Linked DNA regions of Homo sapiens: all the other regions are linked to region 3. A link is an interaction called in ENCODE POLR2A ChIA-PET data of the cell type or tissue named here. Cell type or tissue: HCT116. All regions are shown on one strand.

Region 1 (2,500 bases), 83 kb after region 3:
ATGTTGCCCAGGCTGGTCTCAAACTCCTGGGCTCAAAACAATCCTCCCACCTCAGCCTCCTGAAGTGCTAGGATAACAGTTGTGAGCCACTGCAATGGTCCCTAAATCTTTATACATATGGATTTCATCACTGATAGCAGCCCACTTCCCATTGTCTTTTCTCAATGCCACTTTTCTTTTTTTCTTTACTTAGCAAACCTTTCCCAAGATAATGCTCATTTTCTGAATAGCTTTTATTTCTGCCATTCAATTTCTCTTTTGAATAAAAGGCTTCCCCCTCTTCATTTGAAGAACATTAAAAACCCTTAAAAATTTTTTCAGCTTCTTATTTCAATCAGGAGCCTTTCTGTTGGACATGACCATTTTTCCTTGTAGTTTAAGAGCTTTGGTTAGCATGTTGCCTAGAGGCTGTTTGTCATGGATATACAGACACATGCTTGTCTTCCTTCCATGTGATTGTATTTTTCATAGACATCCTTATGAAACCACTTGAACTTGTTTCCTTCAGAATGTTAGCAGAGTATGCTTCTCTTTCAATGTAAAGTCTTTGGTTTTTTTGTTTTTGCTTTTGTTTTGTTTTGTTTTTTGAGACGGAGTTTCATTCTTGTTGCCCAGGCTGGAGTGCAATGGTGTGATCTCAGCTCACCGTAACTTTGGCTCACCGTAATCTCCGCCTCCCGAGTAGCTGGGATTACAGGCATGTGCCACAACGCCTGGCTAATTTCGTATTTTTAGTAGGGACGGGGTTTCTCCATGCTGGTCAGGCTGGTCTCAAACTCCCGACCTCAGGAGGTGTGAGCCACCTCACCCAGCCAGTCTTTGCTTTCTTAAATACTGGATCACTTGCTATTTTTTGTCTTCTTCAAACTGTCGCACCTCAGGAAAACTTAACATTGTTTCATAAATGTTCAAGAGAGGCCAGGCATGGGCCTCATTAATAGTATCACCTTTAGCTGGGCGTGGTGGCTCACTCCCATAATCCCAACACTTTGGGAGGCTGAGGCAGGTGGATCACAAGGTCAGGAATTCAAGACCAGCTTGACCAACATGGTGAAACCCCGTCTCTACTAAAAATACAAAAATTAGCCGGGTGTGGTGGTGTGCACCTGTAATCCCAGCTACTCGGGAGACTGAGGCAGGAGAATCGCTTGAACCTGGGAGGCCGAGGTTGTGGTGAGCTGAGATCGTGCGACTGCACTCCAGCCTGGGTGGCAGAGCAAGACTCCATCTCAAAAAAAAAAAAAAAAAAAAAGTTCAAGAGAGCTCTAGTAGCTAAATTCTAGTTCTAGTTCTTGTTCTTAGCTCTAGTAGCTAAGCTTTATGCCTCTACAAAGCTAAACTTTTGATGATAACTATGTTATTAGGTTTTAAAGAACTTTTACTGTATTATGGAAAACTTAAATGTAAAACAAAAATAGTGAGAACAGTGTAACAAATCATGTGCCGCTGGGACTCGATCATTAACATAGGATTCAATCATTAACGTTGCTGGCCCTCTACTGTTTCTTCTACACCTCTTCTACCCACACTGGGTTATTTACTAGCAAATCCTAGAAACATTTTTATTAGTAAATATTTCCATTTATGTCTCTAAAAGAGAAGGATTCCTTGTAAACATATCCCCCCCAAAGCACTATTTTTGTGATACTTACATATTAATGGATTAACAGACATATCTTTTTTTTTTTTTTTTTTTTTTTTTTACCAAAAAACAAAAAACCAGGTAGTGAAAATTGCCAAGTTTCTTCAGCTTTCCTAGTGTGACTCATCTCCAGGAGAGTAGGAAGCAGGTGGGTCTGAACACAGAAATCCACACGACTTGCTTCTGCCCTCTGCACAGAAGCGCGTTCTTTATGCCAGGACCTCATTCCCTTCCACACAGCTCAGGGAGGGCACTCTTTTATTTTATGAACTTGTTATCAGTAAATTTAGGACTCAGTGGTCCCTGAATCCTTGGTCCTTGACCTGTTATTGTCAGTCCTTAAGGCCCAGACATTGCCTTTGGCTTCCTTTCTGGAAAATTTCAGAACTGTATAAAAATCACTTGTAAAACTCTGACAGACACATTTTGCCAAGAATGTCATTTATCTCTTGACAGTTTGGCATTTGCCTTTAAATATTAGATTGTGTAATCATAATGGCATTCCAGGAAAATAATGTGGTAGGTGGCTGGCACTTTAAAAAGTGAAATGGACTTGGGTTCTTGGGAATGTTAATCATTATTCTACACAAAATGGTGATACCCCTTAATAGTGAAATGCTAAGTGGGTATAAAGCAGTATTTGTGAATAAGATCAAAAAAGATGAGTATAAAATGTGATTTATGGGTTTATTTAATGAGTTTTTACCAGAACAATGTCTGAAGGATATTTTATATTTTTAAGCTGTGAAACAGAGAAAGTAATGAGGAATCTTCTAGTGAGTCCCACCAGTCTCCCAGCCTGACCAGCACATCCAGAAATCGATCATTATTTTTGTCATTTTAACCTGCCTTCTTAGT
Region 2 (2,500 bases), 1.4 Mb after region 3:
GTTGGCTGCAAACTGTAGGCATAACAGTTACCTTCCTCTTCACAACCCCCAGGCCTGACGAGGCTTACATGGGAATTGCTTTGATTTGTGAAGTCTTAAGACTATACTGCTGGGCGAGGTGGCTCAAGCCGGTAATCCCAGCACTTTGGGAGGCTGAGGCGGGCGGATCACGAGGTCAGGAGATCAAGACCATCCTGGCTAACACAGTGAAACCCTGTCTCTACTAAAAACACAAAAAATTAGCCGGACATGGTGGGGGGGTGCCTGTAGTCCCAGCTACTTGGGAGGCTGAGGCAGGAGAATGGCACGAACCCGGGAGGCAGAACTTGCAGTGAGCCGAAATCACACCACTGCACTCTGCACTCCAGCCTGGGTGACAGAGCGAGACTCTGTCTTAAAAAAAAAAAAAAAAAGACTATACTACCTAATCTTCCATGCCTCGCTCTTTCCACATTAATAGACAAAACCAGGAAAAAGGACTGCTTCCCCTCCAGCTCTTGATTGGGCTCCATAAGAACTGCCAAAAGGCCAGGCAGCATTTGCTACTCTTCTGGGGTTCACTTCTGAAAGGTGCGACCCTGCAACCTAGAGCACAGGGAAGTTAGGACAGCAAAGGAGCTGGGCTGAGCCGACGCTGGCTTAGAACTCTTTCTGATACTCCCTGTTCCCGCCAGCTCGTTAGCCCAGCCTGCCAATCAGTTTTGCATCAATAAACTTTATGTTCTGAGGTTGGCCAGATGAATGAGAGGAGAGCAGCTAAAGACTGATCTCTGACCTTGGCACGTAAACAGCCTCCAGATTGGACTTGACAGTTAATAAAGGAAAGGCCCTGCAATTCTCTGATGTCTTTTTGCCTTAATTAGATTGAGCATTCAAAGGCTATGGGGAAATCTTCCATTTGAAGAGAAAGACCTCACAAGACAGGAAGTCACTTCACTCATTCATTCTTTCAGACTGTCAATCATTCGGTCTACAGTCACTGGCATTTGTCAAATGCCCTATTACCTGTGCTCAGCACTATGCTAACTGCTTTTGAGTCGAGTGGCTGCAAGAATTCCAGAAGTCCATGCCGTGCTCTTCTGGAAGACTGCACAGCCAGGCAGTCAAGAGCACAAGCTTCAGTTTAACATATCTGAGCTCAAATCCTGATTCTGCCATGTGACTTTTGGCAAGTTATTTAAACTCTCTGCCTTTAGTTTCCTCTTGGAGTAAATAATACCAACTTCCACAGGTTGTCATCAAGGCCAAGTGAGACCATCTGTGTAAAGTGGGCAGCACAGAGCCTGGTCGTTGGCAGGTGCCTGGTGGCCATGAACATGACAGTGCCTGCACTTGGCTGAACTGTCAGGCCGAAAAGCCTCCCTTCCTTCCTTCTCTCACCTCCCCCATTCCTGGCATGCTGCCAGTCACTGGGGAGCTGATGATGACTCACAATCCCTGCCCTCAGTGATATTATAAATCTATTGTTGGCCGAGCACTGTGGCACAATGCTTGTAATCCCAGCACTTTTGGGAGGCTGAGGCAGAAGGATCACTTGAGGCCAGAAGTTTGAGACCAGCTTGGGCAACATACCAGGATACCATCTCTACCGAAAATTTAAAAATTAGCCAGGCATGGTGGTGTGCACCTGTAGTCCTAGCTACTTGGGAGTTGGGAGGCTAAGGCAGAAGGATCGTTTGAGCCTCGCAGTTCAGGGTTACGGCCTGGGTGAAAGAGGGAGACCCTGTCCCTTTAAAAATAAAAATAAACTATTGGCCAGGCATGGTGGCTCACGGCTGTAATACCAGGACTTTGGGAGGCTGAGGCAGGTGGATCACTTGAGGCCTGGAGTTCAAGACCAGCCTGGCCAACAGAGTGAAACCCTGTCTCTACTAATAATACAAAAAATTAGCCAGGCGTGGTGGCACATGCCTATAATCCCAGCTACTCAGGAGGCTGAGGCAGGAGAATTGCTTGAACCTGGGAGGCAGAGGTCGCAGTGAGCCGAGATCGCACTGCTGTACTCCAGCATGGACCACAGTGGGAGACTCCCTCTCAAACGCGCGCGTGCACACACACACACACACACACACACACACACACCAAAAAACAGGACGGCCGGGCACAGTGGCTCCTGCCTGTAATCCCAGCACTTTGGGAGGCCGAGGTGGGCAGATCATGAGGTCAGGAGTTTGAGACCAGCCTGGCCAATATGGTGAAACCCTGACTCTACTAAAAATACAAAAATTAGCCGGGCATCATGGCACGTGCCAATAGTCCCAGCTACTTGGGAGGCTGAGGCAGAAAAATCGCTTGAACCTGGGAGGTGGGAGGTTGCAGTGAGCGGAGATCATGCCACTGCACTCCAGCCTGGGCAATAGAGTGAGACTCAGTCTCAAAAAAAAAAAAAAGAAAGAAAGAAAGAAATCCCTGAACCCTTTCACGCTATATTTGCTCGCACGTACAGGTTTCTTCAGTGTTAACCGTGTTCATCACATTGATGTGCTGTTTCACTTCATGC
Region 3 (2,500 bases):
AGGAAGGATATTAAAAGTGAAAAATAATTTCAGGTCTACAAGCCACTGTGGTTATTCTATTTGAATTCTAAATGTTCCCTCAGTTTTCCTGCCAATCTTATTCTGTTTCCTTTTGAGGAACTAATAGCTTGTAAGGTAGGGGTGAGCAGTTGGATTTATAAGTGTGGAGAAGCATCCTGGCACCTCTCTGAGAGTTTCCTCCCAAACCAGGCCACCTCCCCAGCCTTGGCTGCCCTCCGAGGGAGTGGCCCACATGCAGGTGAACTTCACACTCCACAGTATCCGGGCAGGAAGCCTTCCATTCCACTGGCCTCTGGAGGAAGCCCGCAGCTCTGAGCCCAGTTGCCAGTGTGGGAGGGAAACTGAGACTGGGAACTCACTGCAGAGCAGACTCCAGGGACTGTCTCACACCTTCCCTACCCTAAAGACAAGCATTTCCAAAAGCTACTGCACCCCTTTTCCTCCCCTTCAGGGTTGGGGAGAGAGATTTGAGAATTGAGGGTAACCCTGGCCGGGCACGGTGGCTCACACCTGTAATCCCAGCACTTTGAGAGGCCGAGGCGGGTAGATCATGAGGTCAGGAGATCAAGACCATCCTGGCTAATACAGTGAAACCCCATCTCTACTAAAAATACAAAAATTAGCTAGGCATGGTGGCAGGTGCCTGTAGTCCCAGCTACTGGGGAGGCTGAGGCAGGAGATTGGTGTGAATCCGGGAGGTGGAGCTTGCAGTGAGCCGAGATCTCGGCACTGCACTCCACTCCAGCCTGGGCAGCAGAGTGAGACTCCGTCTCAAAAAAAAAAAAAAAAAAGGAATTGAGGGTAACCCAGAAGTCAGGAGTTTAACAAGAGAAAATACCAGGCATGACAGACAAGTCCTGGCTAGGTCTTGGCTGGATGGAAGCAGGGAAGCTAACTGGTCATCGCTGGTGGCTGGGACCAGCCTTGTGAGTAACCAAGAGGCCAGGCCAGTGGTTCTGAGACCCTGAGTGTGTTTCAGAAGGTCTCAGATAAAGAATGTGGGAGGTTTACCCCTTCTTTGTGCACTGCTTGAAAATCCCAGGCAAGGAGGTAGCTTAGATAATGTAGCATACACTGAAATTCTTCTGTGCTGAGACACTTATTTCCTGTCTTTATTCAATGCCAGTGAATACCAGAAAGTTTCCTTTTCAGGAGCTTGAAATTCAGGCATCAGGAAGGTGAACAGAGCCGCAAGCAAAGGCACATGGACACGTGTGAATCACACAAGCACTAAAAGCCACCATGGAGTGGAGGAGGGGAAGGTGAGGCCTGGGTGGGGCCTTCTGCAAGAAAACAAGGAATATCTGTTTAGGGATGGGGGTGGGGAGAGAAGGAAAATAGCCTCAGGGGACCAGAAAGTCAAACACTGACTTCAGGAAAGGCAGTGTCTGCACAAACGTTCCTTCTGAGGCAAGAAGATACAGGTAATGGCGGAGCACGGTGGCTCACATCTGTAACCCCAGCACTTTGGGAGGCCAAGGCGGGCAGATCACCTGAGGTCAGGAGTTCAAGACCAGCCTGACCAACATGGAGAAACCCCGTCTCTACTAAAAATACAAAAATTAGCTGGGCGTAGTGGCGCGCCCCTGTAATCCCAACTACTCGAGAGTCTAGGCAGGAGAATGACTTGAACCCGGGAGGCAGAGGTTGCAGTGAGCCGAGATCGCGCCACCGCACTCCAAGAGCAAGACTCCATCTGGAAAAAAAAAAAATTGGTTGGTATCTACATCAAAATGGGCTTTCTATCTTTTCCTCACAGAATTCAACTTACTCTCCCCCGACTCCAGTCTTAGACAACACTACTGGCTACGTGCAGGACAGTCACCCCCTGTTTTCCTGCCAAGGGCTGATGGTCACCCCATGGAGTACTGGAGGTTGGGAGAAGGGTTAGAGTTATCTTTCTAGTACCATTCCCTCCCAGAGAGGAGAGAAGTTTCTACTTAAGAGTGCAAGGTAGAAAAGCAGGAGGGTTTGTAAAGCTCCTACCCTCAAGTAAATGCATAATTTGCCTGTCCTAACGTGGCTTCCTAGAAAACAGAGCTAGAGGCAAAGCCCAAGGGTTAATGTTTCACTGGGGTGGGCTGCAAGCCCAGGGCAGCAAGAGTGAGGAAGAGGGGAAGCTAGGCAGCTGAGGAAGGAACGTGTTCTCATTATGGATGACAGGTCGTTGTGTTTTCATTCATTCGGGGGCCTCCAAGCGTTAGAAGAATCACATGGGGACAAAGCAGCAGCAGAATGAGCCACTGCGGGCTCCTTCCGGCCTCCTCTCTCTTTTCCATAAAAGTCCACCCCACGGTGTTAACTCCCCTTCATGTGCAGGTTGTGTTACTGGGCCCCTCTCAGCAGCTACTGGGGAGCCAGAAGGTCCTGGAGTCCAGTTTGGTGCTGGAGCTGCTGCACCTTGGCCCTCACTCCTAGGGGAGGTTGAGGCAGTGGCTGTGTGAGGAAAGAAGCCATGGCAGTGACAGCTGTGCCTGGA

What was found. Peaks named below come from ENCODE experiments on the same cell type or tissue, not always from the same donor. Only the 100,000 strongest peaks of a DNase experiment are listed, where the experiment ranks them.
Region 1: POLR2A ChIA-PET joins it to region 3 with 6 read pairs; 5 of 35 experiments call an interaction of 5 or more read pairs at or near these places.
Region 2: POLR2A ChIA-PET joins it to region 3 with 6 read pairs; 1 of 35 experiments calls an interaction of 5 or more read pairs at or near these places.

What each region holds. Positions count from the first base shown.
Region 1 is chr7:129,885,971-129,888,470 of GRCh38, reverse strand. All of the region lies in intron 1 of UBE2H (ubiquitin conjugating enzyme E2 H), which reads left to right. Among named protein-coding and RNA genes, the nearest start is that of UBE2H, 66 kb to the left of the region's middle. In HCT116, no CTCF peak of the experiment used is centred here; no DNase peak of the experiment used is centred here; H3K27ac peaks cover 2,459 bases.
Region 2 is chr7:128,522,351-128,524,850 of GRCh38, reverse strand. No RefSeq gene overlaps it. Among named protein-coding and RNA genes, the nearest start is that of METTL2B, 47 kb to the right of the region's middle. In HCT116, no CTCF peak of the experiment used is centred here; a DNase peak (open chromatin) is centred at 1,400.
Region 3 is chr7:129,968,770-129,971,269 of GRCh38, reverse strand. All of the region lies in intron 1 of UBE2H-DT (UBE2H divergent transcript), which reads right to left. Among named protein-coding and RNA genes, the nearest start is that of UBE2H-DT, 17 kb to the right of the region's middle. RefSeq lists enhancers at 1,616-2,257, 2,258-2,500. In HCT116, no CTCF peak of the experiment used is centred here; a DNase peak (open chromatin) is centred at 1,269; H3K4me3 peaks cover 603 bases; H3K27ac peaks cover 1,745 bases.